Regions from separate parts of the Homo sapiens genome. Here region 2 is linked to region 1. Evidence: chromatin loops called from intact Hi-C (ENCODE). Cell type or tissue: endothelial cell of umbilical vein. All regions are shown on one strand. Each heading gives the region's core, and the rest is flanking DNA. Links, peaks and the distances in the headings are about the cores only. Region 1 overlaps NAV2 (neuron navigator 2). Region 2 has its middle 35 kb from the start of NAV2.

Region 1 (11,735 bases), core at 1,471-9,470:
GAAGATGTGAGTGTATAATGTACAACTTCATGAATGAAAAGGTAAAATAAAATTTTGAGTGCTTTGAACAGGAAGATTATCTGGAAAATTCACTGACTGGGGAGGCCTCCTTCCCTGACATGGCATGCAGAAAGAGCTGTCTTGGGCTTATGGAGAGGTTGACACCTCCAGAACCATCTGCTCTGCAGAGAGTTCCCTCAGGGGGCCAGTGACATGCCCCAGAGTCGGGTCCCTTTCCTCCCTCAGTGCCAGCTATGCTTTCCCTGCCACATGGCAACAGCCCAGGCAGGGCAGGGGCCTCTAGACACATGTCTGCTGAAGACCCAGCAGGAGCCTGTCAGCCTTGCCCAGGCCGGATTTCCAGTTCTGTAGATGTAGATCATAAATGTGGGTGACAGATGTGGGAGAGACACATCCAGGAGATGAAAAGATATCTCCATCTGCTTGGTTCTGGAGAAAATACGGAGACCATAAGTGGATGGTGGCTTTTCCTAATGGGGAACTGTGGCTGAGTTTTCCTGGGGCGAAGCAGTATTTACAACCAACCCAGACCCCGCCCCCAGTATCCTGACACCAGGTTTGGCTGATCAAGTTGGTAGAGGGGGCTTGTTTGCTAGGGGATACTGGGGAGAATGGTTCCTGGCCATTGTGAGGAGAGCTCAGTCTCTGTCCTGTAAAGGAAACCACACAGGTTTTAGTGTTTGGGCTTTGTGAAGGCTCTTTAAAGGTGTTTTAATGACAGCAGAGATGAAAGGTAAGGCTTCTGCTGCTCTGATGTGTGACTGTCTGTCCAAGCTGCCCACAGCAGTGCAGAGTTGTGTGCTGGAGCTCAGAACCTCCCTTGGAGCTCAGTAAATTAGCTTCTGTCCCCTGGTTCACGTATTGGTACCTGCTGGGAGAAGAGGCAGAAGCTGGAGAAAACACACAACTAATATTAGATGGAAAAATGGAATTAGAAACATATACAAATCACTAGCCTGGGCAACATGGTGAAACGCCATCACTACAAAAAATACAAAAATTAGCTGGGCATAGTGGCACACGCCTGTGGTCTCAGCTACTCAGCAGGCTAAGGTGGGAGGATCACTTGAGCCCAGGGAGTTTGAGGCTGCAGTGAACCACGATTGTGCCACTGGGCTTCAGTCTGGGTGACAGAGTGAGACCCTCTGTCAAAAAAAGAAAAGAAGATACATAGACAACTCTTACACACTTCCCTTGTAATCCTCCCAACTTGGTCAGTAAAATTTAAAATCATTTATTGAACATTCATATATACTAGATTCTGTGTTACTCTCTTCATATTCTCAGTTAATCATCGTAGCAACCTAGAGCATTCTCATTTTATTTGCATTTTAATGATGAGAAATGAGTAAAGAGAGGGCTAGATGCCCAAGGTCACACAGGAAATGACAGAGCAGAGATGTAAACTCAGGTCTGTCCCCCTTAATTGTTACTTCAGAGGTCACGCTGGGGACCCTGAATCCCCCTGTTTTCAGGGTCAGTAGCGAATTTTTAAGCTGAGGGGTGTAGCTGATGGCCCTCAGACTGAATCAGGTCTGTGGAGACATTTGCTTATCTGGCACATTGGTTTAGAAAATTTTTAAAAATGATTTTAGAGAGTGTTCTCTGTTAGCCACAGTATCCACCATGCTCATATGTCTTATACCTGGTCAGCTTCTTGGCCCCTATGGGAATTTGAGTTTATAATCCCTAGCTAAACCTCTCTTTTGCTGGAGTCAGTGATGGAAACAGAGGAGACTGGTAGTGTCCTAAGGAAAAAATGCTTTATTTTGCCCTCTGAAGAAGGAAGCAGCGGCTGGCAGCTCCAGACTTCGGCCAAGCTGGATGGAGGAACTTCTAAGAGGGCCCTGGTGTTTGCTTTTAGGCTCAGAACCCAGCTTTCATGAATTTAAATTTCACAGTAGATCTGAAGAGGACAGTGGAGGGGAAACTGTATTATCCTCTCCTTGGAGAGGGAAAGGAAGGTTCTCCCTGTTTATTCGTACTCCGAGCAGGCTCCCCCTGGAGGGCAGCCACTGGGAGCTTGATGGGGAATCCTTTGTACTGCGCACTTTGGAGGCATCTACTAGAAACAAAGTACCCTGTGACATGCTGGAAGGGATCTCCGGACAGTAAAACATACAAGGAACAGACCCAGGGCAAACTGTACTTATTCATGATGGGCCCTGAAGTGTGAAGGGGTTTATTCAAAAGAAGTAGGTAGGTGGCATTCCAGGTAAAGGGGACATTGTGGGCAAAGACATGGGGATGAAACGTGTGCTGTGTCAACTCAGGGTTAAATGGATTAAGGGCAGTGCAAGATGTGCTTTGTTAAACAGATGCTTGAAGGCAGCATGCTCCTTAAGAGTCATCACCACTCCCTAATCTCAAGTACCCAGGGACACAAACACTGCCGAAGGCCACAGGGACCTCTGCCTAGGAAAACAGAGACCTTTGTTCACGTGTTTATCTGCTGACCTTCTCTCCACTATTATCCTGTGACCCTGCCACATCCCCCTCTCTGAGAAACACCCAAGAATGATCAATAAATACTAAAAAAAAATAAAAATAAAAATAAAAAGAACACAGGAGACATATTCAGGCAAGGAGATTTACTGATATTTTGCAGAGGGGAAGAGTACAATGGGGGAATTGAACTAGAAACAATACTTCCTTTGGTAGCCCAGTCAGCAATAATAGCAAACATTTATTGAGTGCTTACTGTATCTCGGGCATGTTATCAGCATGTGACATATATTGTTTTCTCCAGTCCTCACAAAAAGCCTATAAGGTAGACACTATTACTATTGTTATCATCTACATTTGCAGATGAGGAAGCTGATGCAAAGAGCTCACAGCCACATTCCAGATCACCCAGCTAGTAACCCAGGTATTATGGTCTTAGAGCCCAAGAGCCCACACTCCTAACCTCTTCTTCCTGCTGCTTCCAATAGCAGCCAACAGTCTGGGTGACTTATCAGTAGAAGGGATGTGAGATTGTAGCAAGAGATCAAGTGAGAGGAGTTTAGATCCTGCAATGGCACCATTTTCAAAGATGGGAATGTAACCTTTTCTGACATCAAGGCTGTCTCCTAAATGGCCTTAGCCTCCCCCTTACAGATTTTATTTTTTAATTTTTAATTGTATAAATTTAAGATGTACAATCTGTTTTCATATACTTGTACATAGTGAAATGATTACTACAGGGAAGCAATTTCATATGTCCATCATCTCATATAAGTATCTTTATGTGTGTGGTAAGAGTACTTAAAACCTACTCTCTTAGAAAATTTTCAGCATACAATATAATATTAACTATAGTCCTCATGCTGCACTTTAGATCTCTAGATTTATTTATCCCACAGAACTTCAACTTTGTCCCCTTTGTTCTATATCTCCCCATTCTTTCCCCCACTTCCCTCCCCCACTTCAGGTAACAACTGTTCTACTCTCTGCTTCTATGAGCCTGGCTTTCTTTCTTTCTTTCTTTTTTTTTTTTTTTTAAAGATTCCACATATAAGAGAGATCATGCGGTATTTTTCTTTCTGTGTCTGGGCTTATTTCACTTAGCCTAATGTCCTGCAGTTTCATCCATGTTGATGCAAATGGCATGATTTCCTTCTTTGTAAAAGTTGAATAATATTTCATTGTGTATGTATGTATCATGTGTGTGTGTGTATATATATATATATATATATATATATATATATATATATATCACAATTTATTTATCCATTTATCCGTTGATAGACATTTATGTTGTTTCCATATCTTAGCAATTGCAAATAATGCTGCAACAAATAGGGGAGTGCAGATATGTCTATGAGGTGCTGACTTCATTCCCTTTGGGTATATACCCAGAAGGGGGATTGCTGGGTCATACGGCATTTCCACTTTTAATTTCTTGAGGAACCTCCATGCTATTTTTCATAATGCCTGCTTTCCCAAAAACAGTGTTCAGGGGTTACCTTTTCTCCACATCCTTGCCAACACTTGTTATCTTTTGACTTTTTTTGGATGATAGCCATCCTAACAGGTGTAAGGTAATATCTGCATCTCACTATAGTTTTCATTTGCCTTTTCCTGATGATTAGTGATGTTGAGCACCTTGTCATACACCTGTTCTCCCCTTCACCCCTCCTGAGCCCCTTATACTCCAGCCCAACCAAACATTTTTGGAAGACCATGGACTCAGCAGTCATCGGGACTTGGGGTCAAATACTGGCTCTACCACTTCCTACCTCCTGTAACTTTGGGCTAGTTACTTAACCTCTTTCAGTCTCAATTTCCTCATCTGTAAAACAAGGGTGATAAAAGTACTTGCCTCATACATTCTTTGTGAGAATTAAAGAAGACAAGTGCAAGGCACTTAACACAGAGTCTGGCACATAGTTAGTGCCCAATAAACAGCTACTTTAAGGCCAGAATAAATTTCACACATGGTCATCATCTAGCTCTGGGATTGGCAAGGGTGTGGGTGTGGTTTGCAAGGAAGACTCATGGACTGCCTGCTACCCACTACGTGAGGCGCTCCAGGTAAGAGCTGGTGGCTGGCAGTTCATGCCTCCTTGTTCTGCTTGGTGCCTATGTGGATGAGGCACTGGTTCCAGGGAGGTTACAGGGCTGGTTCCCCTGTACCAGGGCACAGCCTGGTATCAGCTCTGCCCATCTCTAGATAGTGGGAGCAGGAATCCTTCAGTCCTGATGCACAGATGGGCAGGAAATCTAAAAGCCACCTCTGCCCTTGTCCAAGCCAGTCCACATGTGGATTAGAAGCTGCAGCTCTGCACTGCTGTACCTGGAAGGCACAGACAGGCAGACAGGCCCATGTTCCTGTCCACTTTGGTGGCTGTCCTGGCAAGCTGTGGCTACTATTGCCACCTGGTGGCGTTTCACAGCAACACATGCATGGAGACTTCTGTAGTGTCTTATTAAAGATGTCAAAGTTTGTAGCATCCTGGGAATTGAAGGTCCACTTCTACCTGCTCACAGTGCGGAAGGCAAAACCAAGATTAGAGAAGGAAGAACAGTGGGGTTTAGGAGAAAGAGCACTGTGAGAGTTGTGTAGCCTTGGTTCAAATTCTACTCCCCCTATTTGGGATTTTGGACAAATGACAACCTATGTGAACTTGTTTCTTATCTAAAATGTGGTGGAGATCCTCAACATTTACTCATAAGGCCACTGTGAGGCTCCTATGAAGGGCTTTATAAACTGCAAAGGACCCTACAGGTGGAGAGGTGGTGGTTATAGCTGTTGCAGCTCCAAAGTGAGGCCAGTACTTCTGAACTTGGGAGTCAGGGGTCTGGCCTAGCATAACCAACCACTACCCAAGCCTAGCAACAAGACAGATGGCAGAAGGAATGGATATGAGCTACTCCCTCTTTGCTGGCCCAGGATATCTCCAGGGTGGGTGAAGCACTGGGGTCTTCCACCCGTGCTGTGAGTTCCTGGTGCTTTCTCCCTCCTGGGTCTTGCCTGCAGTCTGCTCACACAAGTGTAGCTTCAGGTGGGAATGCCTAGTGCCTGCAGTTGTCAGTTCTAGGCATGAGGAGCTTGTGTCTGGGTTTCCCCAAAGGACAACATTCTGGGTCTCAATGAAGGACAAGATGCAGAATTCCAAGGCGAGGCCACAAAAAAGTGCTGGGCTTAGCCTAGAGCTACCTCTCCAGCCCCAGGAATGTGACGGTATCTGGACCTGGACACAAAGCATTAGCTCATCCCTTCTGATGATAGACAAAGAGCCTAGTGCTCAGAGTTGGGCAGTCATCCCGGCAGCTTCTCACTGTCCTGCCCAGGCAGCTGTCTGGACTGGTCCAGCCCAAAGAGCCTGGAGTGTCTACTTACCCCACTGGCATGGAAGGTTTGGGTCAGGCCAGGGTCATCCCAATCCTCAGGCCCTAATGCTAAGCCCATCTCACAGGTACTCGGAGGAGGAGTCCTATTTGGGTTGTAGTATGCTTCCCCTCCACTGGCCTCAGATACAGTTGGTTTACTGAGCACCTAATATGTGTTAGATAAGGTACAAGATGTTTTCACAGAGATTATCTCATCTCTTCCTCAAAGAAGCCCTGGAAGTGTGGTGTGATTGTTCCCATATTACAGATGAAGAAACTGAGGCTTACAGAGGTTCAGTCACTTAGTGAAGTGGGAGCTTGGTTTTAAACCCATACTTCTGCCTCTAGGGCTTGCCTTTGTGTAGTTTAAGAGTGAAAGACTTTCCAGAAAGAGACCTGGAGTGAAGGCCTATCCTAGGGATGAGTTGCAGGCCTTCACTGTGCAGAGTAGAGGATGCCAATGGCACACTTTGCCAGAGACCCATTGAAACACTCCCCAGTGCCAGCTGTTGGCTGTCACTCCTTCCATCTCCCTGTCCTAAATACCTCCAGAAGGTTTAGTTCTGACACCACTCATGTGGGGCCCATTTAGAGAGACAGTGAGTTAGGGAACATGGCTGAGGATGGAGGAAGGAGCACCACTAATTGTGGTAAACCCATAATTAGTTCTCTGCTTATGGCTTCAATCAGTACTTTTAATTTAAAAGGTAATATCTGTGGATTTTTTTTTTAAAGATTTGTGACATGGGTATAAAAGGAATAGAAAACACTCATGTTTTCTCCAACCAACCTCACCCCACTGTCTCAGAAATCACCTCTATGAACAGTTTCTTGTGCATCATTCCAGAAAATTTGTACAAAAACAAGTATATTCAAATACATCTATCCTTTCTTTACTCCAGTTGGAATTTCACCATCCTCACCATCCTACAGAGGTCTTCTTTCATGCATCATCATCTCTTAGGCATCTCCTGACATAGATGTCAAATGCCTTCTCTTAACTCTGCACTGTAGACTATTATATGGCCATTGTCCTCCTGGTAGGCATTTTGGTTATCCTGATTTTTTGCCGTCATGAACAATGTGCTGATTACACCTCTATTTTTGCACAGTTTCCCATATAGGACTGTAAGATAGGTGGACTCCTGAAAGCATAATTATTGGATCAAAGTACATGCTTTTTAGATTTTACTAAATATTCCCTATCGCTCTCTAGCAGGGTTGTACTGTCACCAGCACTAGGAGTAGAAATGATCTCCACATGGAAGATGAGTCCAGTAGTCATGTGGGACAGTTGCTGAGAAGACATGATTTCAGAGGCACCCAGAAACTGCTCATGATCCTGTCCCCCTCAGGAATCTCCCCTTTCCGCCTGTCATGGTGTCTGGAATTCTCATTCATTCCTTGACCTGTGGCATTGTCTCCAGAAAGCTCAGGTGTTTATTTTATGACTGCATTTGCAAAAGACAAATATAATCCAGGCTAAATTGTATCCATTTCATCCTTCTGGTTTAAAAAACAAATTACAACATTTCCTTGGGCCCCTAAAACTATCTTGGCTCCTAAGCATTGTGCCTACTCTGCCTAATGGGTAAGTTGGCCCTCGATTTTGTCCCCAGAGTAGCCCTCCACACACCTGCTTCCCTACATGTTGTCACCATTCCTGCCCCTGGCTTTTGACACTGGAAAGGTGTAAAATACAATCTTTCTTGGGGGTAGCCGGCTATCACAGAAAGCGGTGGTCCCCAGCCTTTCTGGCACCAAAGACCCAGTTTTGTGGAAGACAATTTTTCCATGGACAGAGATGCAGGATATGGTTTCGGGATGAAACTTTTGCACCTCAGATCATCAGGCATTAGATTCTCATAAGGAGTGTGCAACCTAGATCCCTCGCATGTGCAGTTCACAATCGGGTTCACGCTCCTGTGAGAATCTAATGCCACCACTGATCTGACAGGCAGAGCTCAGGTGGTAATGCTCACTCGCCCACCACTCACCTCCTGCTGTGCAGCCCAGTTCCTAACAGGCCATACAATGGTACTTGTCCATGGTTCAAGGTCTGGGGACCCCTGACATAAAGCACTGGGCAACATTTGGATGGGATCAGGGCTGACCGTATTTACTAACAACTGCAGAATCCTGCAGTTTCCAAAGCATTTTTATCAACATGATTTTCTTAAAATATTATGCCCATTTTACAGATTAGGGAAATGAAGACACTAAAACAGAGAAGAGAAGTGATTTGTCCAAAACACAAAGCTAGTAAGAAATAGAATCATAGGGTCAGGTCAAATGCAGCCTCGGCCCACTTCACAGCTTCCAGCACAGTTAGGTTCTGCTGGATCTCATGATATATCTTTGTCCCTGAACATCTCATATGTGTGGCATTGCAGAAGACATGCTGACAGTGTCACATCCTGACAGGTGCACAAGTGGAGCTCAACATATTTGGGTGGCATATGGAAGCTAATTGCAGCCGTGGTTCCCAAATCTCTCCCCAAGTAACTGACTTCAGTATGCGTTTGTATGTTTTTTTTTAACTAGAGTAAATTTGATTGTCACACATGCCTCCAATCTTATTTTAATGTAAGTAGAGCATGATTGGAAATTCAGAATTAGACTGCCCAGCATTAATTACCTCTCAACTACACTTTTTATTTATGGAGCATGTTTACTGTCATTAATGAGGAGAACGCTAGAAGGGCATGGAAGGAGGATTGATCAAAAGAAGGTGGATTGAATAAGTAGTTATGGATAGGGCAATTTGAAATGGATTTATTCCTTTTTAATTTAAATTGTATCTGATTTCTGCATTCTGATTCTTCTAACCCCTTTGCCACATGCCCCCATGTTCTCTTTTTGAATCTTGCTCTCATTCACCTCGTATTGCCCCATCCACAGTGTTAATAAGATAATGTCCAGGATGCCCCCTAAAATTGGTACTCCTGATTGCAAGGGGCTGCAAGATTCTCTCATCATGTCTGTCCCGGCTTAAAAAAAAACATGAAGATTATCACTGTCTACCTTTTATTGAACACTCTTTTTTTAATTTTATTATTACTATACTTTAAATTTTAGGGTACATGTGCACAACGTGCAGGTTAGTTACATATGTATACATGTGCCATGTTGGTGTGCTGCACCCATTAACTCATCATTTAGCATTAGGTATATCTCCTAATATCTATCCCTCTCCCCTCCCCCCACCCCACAACAGTCCCCAGTGTGTGACATTCCCCTTCCTGTGTCCATGTGTTCTCATTGTTCAATTCCCACCTATGAGTGAGAACATGCGGTATTTGGTTTTTTGTCCTTGCGATAGTTTGCTGAGAATGATGGTTTCCAGTTTCATCCATGTCCCTATAAAGGACACGAACTCATCATTTTTTATGGCTGCATAGTATTCCATGGTGTATATGTGCCACATTTTCTTAATCCAGTCTATCATTGTTGGACATTTATGTTGTGAACACTCATTATGTCTCAAGTACTTTCTCACCACTCATTATTTTACCTCCTAATAACACTATTAGGAGGAGTAGGAATAATTATACCTAATATATAGCTGTGAAACCTGAGGCTTAGAGAGGTTGAATCAGTAGTTTGAAGTCACACAGCAGATATAGGAGTCAAATTCATTACACATTGTCAACACTGACTATGCCATTCTCACACAGGACAGTAGTCAGAAAGGGCTGAATGAAGCATATCGCCAAGCAACCAGGAGTGGAAGGGATCTAGGACTAGGGCTGAGTCTCAATGCTTGGACCACTCAGCATTCAATTTGCCCTTGCAGGGGAGGCAAATCTGCTTTTGTCCCATTCCTGGCGTCCTCTGCTCCCCCTGACTATCTTTAGGCAGTAGCATTGATCTGGTTTCAAGCTATTTTGGTTTTTCAAACTAAAAACTAAGCTGAGTTGGGCTACACTATTTACTTAATGCTTTCCCTTGGCAGTTATTTCCCTTCCAGGAAAGAGCTACTGTGTGTCATTTTCTCTCCTGACAGTGATCCCTTCTGGAAACCAGGAGCTTCCGGCCCAGGTAGAGACCTGGAAGACTTGGCCAGGCTGCTAGGCCTCTGTCTGCTGCCCCTGGGGAGCCTGCTAACCAAGTAGGGAGATGGTTTGCAGCCCAGGAAACCCTGAGCACATGGGCAGTTGAGCATGGCATTAGTGGGATATGCTGGGCATGTAGTGAGACCTTGTCCAGGCTTTGTGGGGAAGGCTCTGATGTCAAACGAGGCAGCTCTGAGGCTGTGGGCAGTGCTGACCAGTGGACTGGTGGAGGCAGAGAGATTGGATTTCCTTCAAAGCAAGTCACAGTCAATTCTCCCAGCTTGTTCAGAGGCCCTTATAGATGCCTGCATGTGCCCTGGGATTTTCACATCCCAGGAGACAGTGAGGCAGACCTGTTTACCCACATTTTACAAATTAGGTAACCAAGGATTGCAGAGTTCAATTAAGCCACTCTTATTTATCAAGCATCTTACTGTGATGTGAAGGCACAAGAGACCTGGACCCCACCTCCAAGGAGTATGAGAGAGGGAAAAAGAAATGTAGCCAGGCCACTGGAAGTGTCACAATCTAGGCTGGATTTGAATCCTCCCTCTGCTACTTCTCACTATTTAATCTTTTTTGAATCTCATTTTCCTTACCTGTAAACTAGTTATAATACATACACCACAAACTCCTCAGGGACAAGGGCCAGGCTTGTCTTGTTCTCCACCTAATCCCTGGCGCCTAGCATGGTGCCTGGCACAGAGTAAGGAATGCATATCTGTTAAATGAATGAGTAGACATTGTCATGAGTATTAAATGTAATGATGTGGGTAAAATGCTTACTTAAAGGTTCATGGGAAGCACTCAATGAATGGTAGTGTTAATACTCTGTTAGGAACGGGGCAGGGAAGGTGCAGGCACCTCACTTCACAGAGAGGTGCAGACCAAAGAGAAACAGGCTTGCAAGACAATGAGCATATCCCTCAGCCAGGTTTCCAAAACAGATGATGCTGCTGAAAGGTAAAGATGTGAGTGACCATGATTAAAGATATTGACAGGCAGAGATAGGGAAGAACTTGCCCAAACCACAAGGCTGGTGACTGGCAAAAGCCAGGGTTAAAACTTGGAGCTTCTAACTCTCAGTTTGTGTTGTTTCTGGGCCATTCAGAGGTCTTCTTGTACCCTTTAAAGTTTTACCAGCAGATTGTTTAAGCATCCTCTGTATGAAGCTCTTAGAATTTCAAATGGACTCTTATTTTTAGAAGCAGCATCCCACTGAGCATTTGACAGTGATCGATTCATTTCCCAGTTTGTTTTTTAATAAGCTTAAAGGTTACTGTTGATAACTGTTTATAGACAGTTAATGTGGTACTTGCAGTTCCTGATTTCTTAGGCCTGGGACTCACTGCGCCTTCAAGATGCTGAAACCAAGCAAGGTGTGAGGAGTAGGTGGGGGCATCTCCCTCCCAGATTTTCCTCACCTCTTCAAGGCTGTCATTCACAACTCCAGTCACTGGCTGCTGCAACGTTGTTCCCAATTTGACTAAAATGTCGTTATTTTTTATGATGACTTTATTCTTTCCATCATAAGCTGGATGATTAGGAGCTAGAGGCAGCCAGTAATTAAGCTCACCTGTCAGAGTTTAGATTCAGTCAGAATGAAACACATCCTTTAACTTCCCCTTTCATTTCCCTGGATGTCAAGACGTCTGAATTAAGCTCCTTATGGGAACAATATCTGACCCAAAAATGTTAGGACAGGGATTACCGAGATGGAAATTCGGTTACGTTACCTACTTGTCATGACTTAGAAGGGCTGTGAATTCTCAGGCTGCTTGAGAAAACTACTCATTTGTGAGGAGAATTGAGTTCCAAACCATAATAGCTAGTGGAAGCAATTTC
Region 2 (11,735 bases), core at 1,703-9,702, 66 kb before region 1:
TGTGCTCCCTCCCCTGTTTCTCGTGGTTCCTGTCTTTCTCCTGCATCCAGCGAAGCTCCTTGTTGTCAGACTGAACCCCACTTGTCCCCTTAGCTCCTCTGCCCCACCTGTTTCCTGCACAAGACTGAGTTTCAACAGTTTAGAGCAGGGGTTGGCAAATTGTTTCCATAAAGGGCAAGATCATAAATGTTTCAGGCTTTGCACGGCCGTGTACTGTCTCTGTTGCATATTCTTGTTTTTGCTTTATTTGTTTGCAACCCTTTAAAAATGTAAAAACCATTCTTAGCTCAGGGGCCAGACGAAAACAGGCCAAGGGCCAGATCTGACCCATGGGCTGTAATTTGCCACCTCCTGGTTTAGGTAAACAAACCTTTAGGAGCTCCTCCTGCATGCTTAGCACTGGTCTACATGTGGGGAATTCAAAGATGTGTAAAGCTTGATTCATGTCCGCAGAAAATGCCCTGTCTAGAGGGAGAGACATTCACAGACAGGCCATTACAATAGTGATGGGTGCCACCAAGCGCTGTGGGAATGTAGACTTCTTGGGGAAGATTTCCGAGTTGAGTAAGAATGAGAAATGAGAAGGAAGAAAGGAGGAATGAGATTAGGCTGAGGGAACAGCAAGCCAGGGGATGGAGCAGGGACCAGCACTACATCTCCTGGGAACTCTGAGTGGAGTTGCCGAGCATGCTTCCAGGCACATAGCAAAGTGCAGTGCACAGTCTCACCAAGTCCCCAGCCCAACACCAGGTCCTGAGTCCATGCTCAAGAAATATTTGGGATTTGTGTGGTTGTTTAACTTTTCTCCATTTTTTTATTCTTATAAAGTTGCAGAGCCTGAATGTGCATTCAACCCTTAGCAGTGAGGGAGATCTACATGGGTATCGCTGCTGGTCAAAGTGGCATTGTGATTCATTTTTCCTCAGCTTGGGTTCTATTCCTGGCTCTGCCACCAACTGACCTTGGTTGAGTAAGTTATTCTATTTCTCCAAGTGTTAATTTTCCACCCATAAAGGGGGTATCATGATAGGATCTTCCTCTTGGGGGTATCCTCAGGAGCCAGTGAGCCCCTGTAAATGCTCTGCAAATGGTGGCCAATGGGACTTCTTTCTCATCTGCTTGACCCAAGGGATGGAGGGCAGGAGGGATATGCTGAGGGTAATTGACACAGAACCAGCAGCAGAGAGAGGACATGGGGAAGGAGCCTAAGAGATGACGCAAGCTGGCACCTCCCACACCAACCAGCTCAGGCTCAGGATAGGCCCATGGGCAGGTTGAGTGCCCTCTGTGTCAGAAACAGTGGGAATCAGGGGTCAGGGAACCATGCAGCTACTAGCTAGCAGCTTATGGTACCTTCTAAGCCAGAGGATTTAGGTCTTAAGGAGGCAGGCAGAGGAACAGGGAAGAGTTCCCATGGGGCAGAATATAGATTTGTAAGTGTTTGTGTGTTTGTTTGCTCCTGGCCTCTCTTCAAAAGGAATTTGAGACAGGTTGTAACAAGTTACATGGATACAACATGGTTGATATAATAGAAAGGAAAAGAAATAGCCATTGCCCAAGAGCTATATTAAACATTGAATTTGGCTCTGAACCTCTGAGCAGCCTAGGCAAGGGAGGGAAAGAAAAGAGAAAAAGACTAATACTTAGCATATGCTGAGGACCATTACCATGGAAGGAATTTCCACACGCAACCCTGTAATGATACTTATTACTATCTCCATTTATAGAACCAGGATGCTAGAGATGCTACATTGAGTTTTATGAATATATTCAGATATGTCTGTGTTTTTTGAGCATCTGCTATATGCCAGGCACTGTGCTGGGTGCCTTATGCACAGAATTTTAATTCTTCTACCAATCTTAAGAAATAAATCCTATTATTATCATCATTTGACAGATGAGGAAACAAATGAAGAACAGAAAGGTGAAGTTATTTTCTTAAGGTCAAACAGCCAGCTTGTGCCCAAGCCAAAATTCAAACCCAGAGAAGTTTGATTCCAAACCTCTCCTCTCACCACCCTGTGAGCACAGCTTCTCTGATAACAAGTTTCCTTGGCACTATACTCTACAATAATTTTCTCAAATTGAGGTGTTAATTGGGGAGGAACAGAAGACATTAAGTGGCACATTAGTCAGTTTTATAAGAATCCTGGCAATGATTTTAAATAGAGGGCTGAAATTTTGTGTGCCTTGTCTTCTGGTTTTGTTTAAACACCACAAGCACCAAAGCTTGCAACTTTCTGCTCTCGGGGCCTGTTCCCTCCCTTCCATGATGGGTTAAATCTAGGCACAGTAGTGAATGTGAGCAACCAGGGCTCAGGGGCAGGGTCCCAGGATCCTTTCAGGCCAGGGTGAGCAAGCCCTATTAGAAACAACAGACCCAAGATGACTTGAATTTCCCACCTGCCCTTCCTTTTCCTGCCCCTTCTCCATGCTGTGTTTTTATGACACTTCAGTGTGCTGCTTCTTGGGGCCAGGCGCCTCCTCCAAGCTGAGCCAGCCTTTTATGGCCATGGAGCTAATTAAGTAACAGCAACTCAGGGGCGCTTGGAAAGCAGCGTGGGCCGTCGTCAGTCCTGGGCTGTGCAGCCAAGTGCCTCTGGCCTGGGTTGTGGAAGGAGCTTTTGGCTAAGCATCAGGCTATTCCTCTGCGCTCTCTCCTGCTGGCCCCAACTCACCTTCTCTGTTACCTCTGCATCAGGAACTCTTGAAGCCGCCGTCTCCCTGAGCTGCCTGGAAACTTCCCGAGACTGGCCTGAGAATAACTGTGCCCCAATTATTATTTTATTTCCACTCCAGGGTACTTATTTACACAAGAGGGACGGGAGGGCGCGCTCTCAAAAGGAGAGCAAGTCCTTCTGGGTGCCAGCCTTTGGGCCAGAGGGCCACTCTTGACAGGCAGGAATGACTGCAGCTCCCAAGTAGCAATTTTTTTTCAATGGAAGGTTATAAGCAACGAGCCCCAAAGGTCAAATTCCCCAAGGGAAAAAAGGGTATATGCCTCTGCTTTCTTCTCCCAGTTTTGCAGTGAGCAGTTTGTTCTCAAGTGTTGTCACGGGCCAGGCTTACCTCCTTCAAACAAAAGGTGGGGGCAAACCCAGAAAGGAATCTCAATGGCTATGTGTTAACAGCTTCAAGTTTCTGTGAGTGAGATCACCTAGAGAGCAGGTTTTCCTGAGCCTCAGGCTTCCTGGGCACTTCTCTGCCTGGAACATAAGGTTTTCCACCTCAGCCTCCACCCACAAGATACTTCCCTCCTTCAGACTTCATAACTTCTTTCCTGGCCTCTTGTTTGACCTCTGAAATGTACTCCCTGTCCACAGTAAGAGGCAGTAGCTATTAGGAGGGCAAAGGGCCACCTCCCTGGGTTCAAATCTAACACAGAATTTAGCTAAGCCTTGGTTTCCTCCTCTGCAAAATGGGGAAATAGTTGCACCACTTTATGGAGTTTGGGTGAGAATCAAAGTAGGAAATCCATGCAAAGAGCTCAGTAAGGTGCCTAGCAGAGATCAAGAGCCTGAGTGCTTCTAATCCGTCCCCCTCAGGACCTCCAGAGACCTCATGGCCACATCCTTCATGCACACCGCAGCTTCCTCCTCTTGCCTCAGCAGAGAGAAACCTCCAGGATCCTTAGCATGGTAAAAAAGGCCCTGTTCAACTTGGTCCCAACCTTTATTTCCATTCCATCTCTCATTCAACTCACCTCTCTAGCTCTCCCTGACTCTACGCCATGGATGTACACTTAAACTTTAATCATATGTTTCAAAAATGCCCTGGAGTCTTTGTAGGTATTATTCCTTTTTCCCAGTCTGCCCTCCCTCACTTATTTGATAAACTCCCAGTTATTTTTTAAGGCTTAACTTAAGGGCTCCCTTCTCAGAGAAGCCTTTCCTGCCCACCAGGACACATACACGCATGCTCACACACGCATGCATACACTCCCTGTAAAGAGTAGACACCCACTGCCTGTGTCCAACTATATGAGGCATCAGTCTGTAGTTGCTTTTCTGTCTCCTTCACTGTCTGTGAGCTCCTGGAGAGCAGGGAGCATGTCATATGCCTCCTGGCACAGGACATAGCAAATAGGTGTTCAATAAATACCTGTGGAATGAATGCTTGCATCACTGACTGAGAAATGTGTGGTAGGAAGCTTCCTTCTATGCGCCAATAAATCAGGGCTGCTTTGTACAGTGTGTGAGCTGTGGAGTGTACCAACCTGCATGGCCAGTCCCGGGGCCCAAATGTGTTTTAGCTCTACTCCCTCAACTGAGTTAGCCTCAGAGTTGCTCAAGTCCCCTCGAAACTAATTGATATTTGTACAGCAATTGGTAATTCACGAGTTTTCACAACAGTATAATTAATAATAATATCAATCGCAAGAATGTTAACATTTTCTGAGTGCTTACTCTGTACCATGCATTTGATGTATATTATTTCAATTAATCCTTACAACAACCCTAAGGGCAGATATGATTGTTATACCCATTTTACAGATGTGGGAGGCTCTGGCTGGGAGTGAGGAAGGTGACCTTCACACTAAGGCCCTTTGGTGCCAAGTCCTGTGCCCCTTCTACCCACCCTGAGAGCCTTGTTCTGGCACATCAGAAGGCATCAGTCTTCATTCCTCAGCTGTTTGATTTCTCTCATTTAGCTTCTTCCCTGTCCCTTCCTCCTCGATCCCCCTCCCTGCTCCAGTCTGGCCTCATAATAAGAATATTTTAGGTTGCAAGATCTCTTGGCTCCCACCACATATATTTGAAAAGGAGCATGCACTGCAGTGTGGAGATCTTGGGTTCATAACTGGCTCTCCCACCTTCCAGCTGTGTGTCTGTGAGCAAGAGTCTTAGTTCCTCTGTGCTTCCATATTCTCATTTGCAAAATGAAGATAATACTACCAATCCTAGTGATTCACTTTGAGTATTTACAACCTAGCACAATGCTTGGTGCATGGTAAATATTGAAGTCAGTGTTTCCCTCCTTACCTCTCCCTGAAAAAAAAAAAATTTTTAGAAAGCAATTTCTGTGGCATTACGCTCAAGGAAACCATAGCAACCAGTTTCCTGTAGCTTGGTTTCCGGCCTTCCCTAGCTGTACAATAGTGCTGGGACACAGCCTTTGTTATTCCGATACCCCAGGGAAGATGTGGACGTCATGCACTCTATGGGGTGGAGGCATCTGCTGGGTAGAATTGCCCAGTGTGCTGGTGGTGTCATTGCTGTTGGCACTTTGGCTCTCAGAGAACCAGGCTGTCCCAGGCCTGGGTTAGGCCACGAGGATGCTGTGGTTTCCCACTGGCGACTCAATTCATCTTCTAAGGGTTGCCTTATTGTGGGTCAGGCCAGAGCAGCTGGCCCTCTCTTTTTACGGGGATAAAAGTAGCATTTGGTTGGGTCTGGAGAGCTTCCTGACTCTCCTTAGATCGTTAAGACATTTCCTAGGATGTGACAGTCACAAGAGTACCATGTGATTGTGTGTGCATGTGTGAGTTTGTGGGCGCCTGTTAACCACACCAAGAGTGAAGGCACGGCCTCTCAAGGAAAGAATCAAGACTGCCAGCCACAGAAAAAGGCTATCAACTTGGCCTTGTGAAGTGGAGAACTCCTTGTCCCTACAGGCCTCTGGGGCAAGCTGCAGTCGGGTCCAGACCATGGTGATACTAACCCCAGCCTGTACTGCCACTTGGCACCCTGCACAAAGAGTCTCCCCATATGCCTGGCGTAATCCAACCTGGATTGCTGCAGTCTGGCTGCAGAGTGATTTCCAGGCAAGCCATTTGGGCAAGAGCAACTTGACTGCATCACGAAGCATGACTGAATTTTGGCCGAGCCCAGGGTGACAGCTTGCAGAGGTCCCTGGCTGCGGGAAGAAAGGCAGTGAGGTGGGCAAAGGCAGCACCTGGCCATGGTCTGGGTGCCTCCCAAGCCCAGTGTGTCCTACTCGGCTTGTGATCAGGGCTTGATAATCAATGCATCCCCTCATTTTACAGAGGAGGAGACTGAGGCCCAGAGAGGGTCGGGCCTTGCCCAAAGTCACACAGCTTGTCAGTCATAGACTTATTGCATTTTCAAGACAGAATGACTCCTAAAAATTATCTGTCCCAAACTCCTCAATTGATAAATGACAAAAATTAGGTTCAGGGAAGGAAAGGAGCATTTTCAGGGTTACAGAGAAGCAGAGAAGACTCACAGCCCTGACTGAGTGATTTTGTGATTGATCTACAGAGGCCAGCAAACTATGGCCCCCAGGCCAAATCAGCTGGCCACGTTTTTGTAAATACGGTTTTATTGGAACACAGTCATGACCATTCGTTTCTGTATTGTCCATGACTGCCTTCATGCTACAAGGGCAAGATTGAGTGGTTGCAACAAAGACCATATGGCCTGCAAAGCCTAAAATATTTACTATCTGGCCTTTTATAGAAAAAGTTTGCCAACCCCTGGTCTAACCCACTGAGGTTTTTCCAAACGCCTGGAAACTGCTGGCCACAATCCCAGTATCCTTCTCCTTTGAGGAGAAGAGAATCCATCCCTATTGTCAGGTTGGGGACTGGCCAGAGACCCCTCTCCAGAGGGAGAGGCTGCGCCGCAGGAATAGGAGCGAGGGGATGCTGACCAAGAAGAAAGCCTCCTTCAGAGGGGAGTTGAGTCCCAACTTGCACTTGGAGAGCGCCCAAGATAATAAGGATGATAAGAAGAAAACCAATTGCTAACTTTTGTGATTGTGTGCCAGGTTCTGTTCTAAGCTCCTTTTTTGTAGGATTGAACCTTCACAACAGCCTAGCACAATGGGTACAATTAGTATTCTCGTTTTGTACATGAGAAATGAAACGTAGAAAGATTAAATAACTTGCCTAGCCTAGTCAGTGGTGGGACCAGAATAGGAGTCCAGGCATGCTTACTCCGGAGCCCATGCCTGTCATCTCGCTGCAGGATCTGGATGAAATGGGTGTCTCACCTGCACTGGGAGGGGTCAAGAGCTTAACCCTGTAACTTTCCTCCTTTCTCTTTTCATCAACTGTTTAGTGACTGCCTGTTGTGCGCAAGTCACAGTAGAGCTGTGCTAGGCTCTGTGATGGGAGAGCAAGAAACATCACATATAGAACCCGCGTCTGAGGAGCCCGCAGATGGGAAGGCAGCAGCTGTGTGATCAATTGCTATCTAGGGTAGAAATTGGCAGTGTCGAAAGAGAAGCATGGGGAAAATGCCAGGTGAATCAAGGGGCATCATCTTCCGAGATACCACATAGCCATTCAAATGTTGAGCATCAGGGGCTCAAAATGCTAATGCCCGGATTGGCCAGGCAGCTGATGTGAACAGAGAAGCAGATCTTATTTGTGTAAGACAGCGAGGAGAGGTGGGGCCTGTGGAGAATGGATGAGTACATTCCCCAGTGCTAGGTGTTCAAATTCAGAATTTCCCACCACCTCCACGAGCTAAACCGACCTCTCTCAGGCCAGATCAGCTGTGGCATCTGTTATGTTGACTAATATTTATCAACATAGAAAGATTTCCTATGTTGTTAAATGTGAAAAGCAAATTACAAAGCGGTCAGATTAACATGTTTTGGGTTTTTAAAAATGTATATGTCTCCACACATAGAGCTATATGGAGAAAAGGCTGAGAGGAATTAGTCCAAAATTTTAACAAGATTTTGAGGCTGGCTGGGTGCAGCGGCTCACGCCTGTAATCCAAACACTTTGGGAGGCTGAGGCGGGTGGATCACCTGACGTCAGGAGTTCGAGAGCAGCCTGGCCAATATGGTGAAACCCTATCTCTACTAAAAATACAAAATTTATCTGGACGTGGTGGCACATGCCTGTAGTCTCAGCTACTCTGGAGGCTGAGGCAGGAGAATCACTTGAACCTGGGAGACGGAGGTTGCAGTGAACCGAGATTGTGCCACTGCACTCCAGCCTGGGCAACAGAACGAGACTCTGTCTCAAAAAAACACAAAAAGATTTGGGGGCTATTATTTTGCCCCTCTGTTTTTTCTTCATTTCCTTCCCCTTTGGTACAATAAACTCACAGTACCTGCCTCAGCTTTTGTTTCTGTTTTTGTTTAGAAGAGAGAGATGATTCTATATCCTTCCCCTCTCTACCCCACCATCTCTTGACTCATTCCTACTCTTCAAGATTCATCTCAAACATCACGTCCTTTAGGGAACCCTGGTTCCTAGGGTGGTTTGGGACACCCCGGCTGTGTTCTGTGCTCCCCACATCACAGCCCTTCCTTTTTGGCGGTTCTTGTTGTGACCTGTGTACTCCTGTACCTGGTACTGAAACAAACACTAGGTATGAGCTTCCTGAGGGCAGGGACTGTGTCTAAGCTATCTTTGGATTTCCAGTATCTAACATAGAACTTAACACATAATGTGTGCTCCTTAAATACCTGAGGAATGAGGGGCTGAATTTAGTGCTGAAGGCAAGAGGAAGGGCCCCTGGAGGGGAGCCCTACCTATTGGGCACAAGAGAGGCCAGGAGGGTTGGGGGCCAAGGCACCTGGAGTGAGGGGCAAAGACAGGACATCCTGGGCACAGTGGGCCATCCCATTTGGCTGGAGGGTGGGGTTCTTGAATGAGAATAGAGAGAAATCAGATTGGAAAAGAGGAGGGCTCCAGAAAGGGGGCTGGAACATCAGGCTTGGGGGTTTGGATGTTATTCCAGCACCCAGGACAAGCCTGCCTCCTCACAAAAGATAGCTCTGGCCCCAGCACATCATTCTTTTCATCCCCCACCCCCCTCTTTAGAGCGTTTTCCTGCCTTTTTGGCACCGAATGCAGTGCTGGCTTCTGTCCTGAGCAGCGTGATCTGCTGCCCATGAGTCAGGGGCTCGGCCATTCCTAAGTGACTAAGGCTGTCGCCTCCCGCCAGTTTCCCGTAACCGCCTGAGTAAAGACTCAGTCTGAATCACTGTTTATTGTTTTTAAGGGTTTTTTTCCCCTCCTCTCCAGTTTTTAAATATCAACCACCCAGCCAGGCCAGTAGGGCTGAATGAGTGCTGGGGAACTGTAGGACACACCCCTCACCCGCACACACAGGAGGGATGCGGAACCCCATTCTGCTTAGGGAAGCAAGGAGGCTGTGGCTATGGAGCCAGACAGACCTGCATTTGAATCCTGCCTCTACCCCTACCTGCTGTGCCCCTTTGGGAAAATCACTTCACCTATCTGAACCTTAGTTTCCTTATCTGCAAAATGGGGATAATAATGCCTATATAAGAGGGTTCCTGTGAGAATGAGAGCTAAAATTTATAAAGGAACTGGCATATGGCAAGCATTCCAGAAGTGGTAATTATTATAAAACACGGCTCTTCTGCTCAGGAATGAGCTCACGTGAGAGAACGGTAGGGGTCTCATGCCTTCTTTGCACCTGTCATTTCAGTAAAGCCAAACAATCAAGGGCTTCCAAAGCCCATGCTTTAGGAATTTATTTCAGACTACTGATGAATCACTTAGTTCTATTATGAATAGCCAACATTTTTGCAGCACTTAGCGGGTGCCAGGCACTGTTCTAAGCATTTTACATTAAGTAATTAATTTAATCATCACAAACCCCTTTGGGGTAGGTATTATCATTATCCCCACTTACAGATAGAGACAGAAACTGAGGTGCAGAATTTAACTAACTTACTAATGAGAGACAGAGCCAGGGGTTGAACTGAAATGATCTAGCTTCTGGGGACAAGGTCATGCCTGGCAGTGAGATTCTCTCAGGGACGTCCCCTGACCTGGCAGTCCTTCTTCATATGTTTTGTCCTAACTGGATCATTATCAAATAATGACAATGTGCCAGGCATTGAAGTATCATCAATTTTCAATTTAATTTCACCGCAGTTATAAAAGATAGATTTGCTTGTCCTTATTTTATATATAGGGAAGTTGAAGTTTTGAATGGTGAGGAAACACCCAAAGTCAGTTAGTGATAGAGTTAGCGTTTGAACCCAGGTCTCTCTGCAATTTGGGGGTAATTGCACCACTCTGTGTGAAATGGCTAGCTGAGTTGAGATCAGGTTTATCTTCTAGAAGCCTATCGATTTAATTATTTGGCATTAATGGCCCACTGGTCTGCCTAAGTCCCTCTAAAGAGGTGACCAGTCTGATGGGATTTAGCAATAGGTTTGCCCCTTGGGATGAGCCCTTGGTCCTCCACACCAATAGCCTGCAGTTCTGGGAGGATCTGGCCAGCCTTTGGCAAGTCTGGGATTGGAGTACAGGAAATCTCTCTATACAGAACATGTATTCAGTGTCCAGAAACTCTCACCAATGCATAGTAAGCATGTCCTCCAGACCAGGTAGCTAGGAAGCCACTGTGGGAATCCACTGAGACCTGTGGACACATCTGAATGGAATTCCTGTGGGATGTACGTGTCAGGTGTCTGGCAGCCTCAGGAGGCTGCGTGGTGGTTTCATATAGAAATTAGGACACCTCCACCTGAGAAAATACATCTAGCAGGGAATAGATAGATGTCCACAATATCAAGATAGCTTGTGTTAGTCACATGATCTGATCAAGCAGCTGAGAGAGAGCAAGCCACAGAGTGGACTTCACTCTGCAGGGTTCCAGGGCTGCCCACTACCACCAGAGCATCAGGCACAGCACCTGGACTCACTCCCCTAGACAGCACCTTACCCACATACAACATACTCACCCCATGGTACACCCTACACATTGCTCTGTTGACTTATGTAGATTGAGGAGTGGGAATCTGGAGAGGGAGGAAAGAAAGAAAGAAAGAAGGGGCTGGTGATAATACCATGCTAATAATAATTGCTTCCACATGCTTGGTATGTGCTAAGAACTGTGCTAAACTTTTTACACACATGCCTTATCTCATAATCCAATTGTTATCCTACTTAACAGATGAGGACACTGAGCCTTAGAGAAGTTCGTAAACTGCCCAGAAAGGAAATGTGTACTGTGGAAATGAGCACTGCGGTCAATGTGCCAAGCACATTGTGAAGTGCTTTATATACATAGCCCCATTAACCTCTGCGAGGACCTGGGAGGCTGGTATTGTGTCAGTCCATTTGTGTCGCTATAAAGAAATACCTGAGGCTGGGTAATTCATAAAGAAAAGAGGTTTAATTGGCTCATGATTCTGAAGGCTATACAAGCATGGCACCAGCATCTGCTTTTGGCGAGGGCCTCAGGAAGCTTACAATGATAGCAGAAGGGATGGGGGGCTACATATTACATGTGAGAGAGGGAGCATGACAGAGAGGGCAGAGATGCCACACACTCTTTTAAATAAGCAGATCTTGCATGAACTGAGTGAGAACACACTATCAGGAGTATGACGCTAAGCCGTTCATGAGGGATCTGCCCCCATGACCAAACACCTCCCACCAGGCCCCATCTCCAACACTCATTCCAATATGAGATTTGGAGAGGACAAACATCCAAAACATATCATATTCATTTTGCCCATTTTTCAGATGAAAACAGTGAGGTTCAGAGAAGTGAAGCATTTTCCAAGGTTGCAGAACTAGGATGAGGGAGGACTAGATTCAAACCTTTGTTAATCTGTGGATTGTCAACTGTGCCACCCTGGTTCTGGCTAGAAGTTAGAAGATCTGGGTTTCAGTGACTGCTTTGGTTCATATAGATAAAATGGGGGTATTTGTATTAAATGATCCTTAAATTTCCTTGTAGTGCTAATATTTTGTGTTTCTCTGAGGAAGGAAGAGTAGCCGGGAGTTTGGGAAGTCATCAGTGGCCTTCTTCTGGGACACATGT

The links. Peaks named below come from ENCODE experiments on the same cell type or tissue, not always from the same donor. Only the 100,000 strongest peaks of a DNase experiment are listed, where the experiment ranks them.
Region 2: it touches region 1 in a loop (5-fold over the local background); 7 of 110 quality-filtered maps call a loop at or near these places.

The regions. Positions count from the first base shown.
Region 1 is chr11:19,738,011-19,749,745 of GRCh38, forward strand. The region is part of intron 1 of NAV2 (neuron navigator 2); the gene reads left to right. Among named protein-coding and RNA genes, the nearest start is that of MIR4694, 16 kb to the right of the region's middle. RefSeq lists an enhancer at 9,407-9,908. In endothelial cell of umbilical vein, for the core only: CTCF peaks have their summits at 2,031 (motif pointing left) and 4,890 (motif pointing left); a DNase peak (open chromatin) is centred at 4,881; H3K27ac peaks cover 532 bases.
Region 2 is chr11:19,671,491-19,683,225 of GRCh38, forward strand. It overlaps a transcript of NAV2 not described here. Among named protein-coding and RNA genes, the nearest start is that of NAV2, 35 kb to the right of the region's middle. RefSeq lists an enhancer at 6,479-6,648. In endothelial cell of umbilical vein, for the core only: no CTCF peak of the experiment used is centred there; DNase peaks (open chromatin) are centred at 5,101 and 8,851; H3K27ac peaks cover 3,562 bases.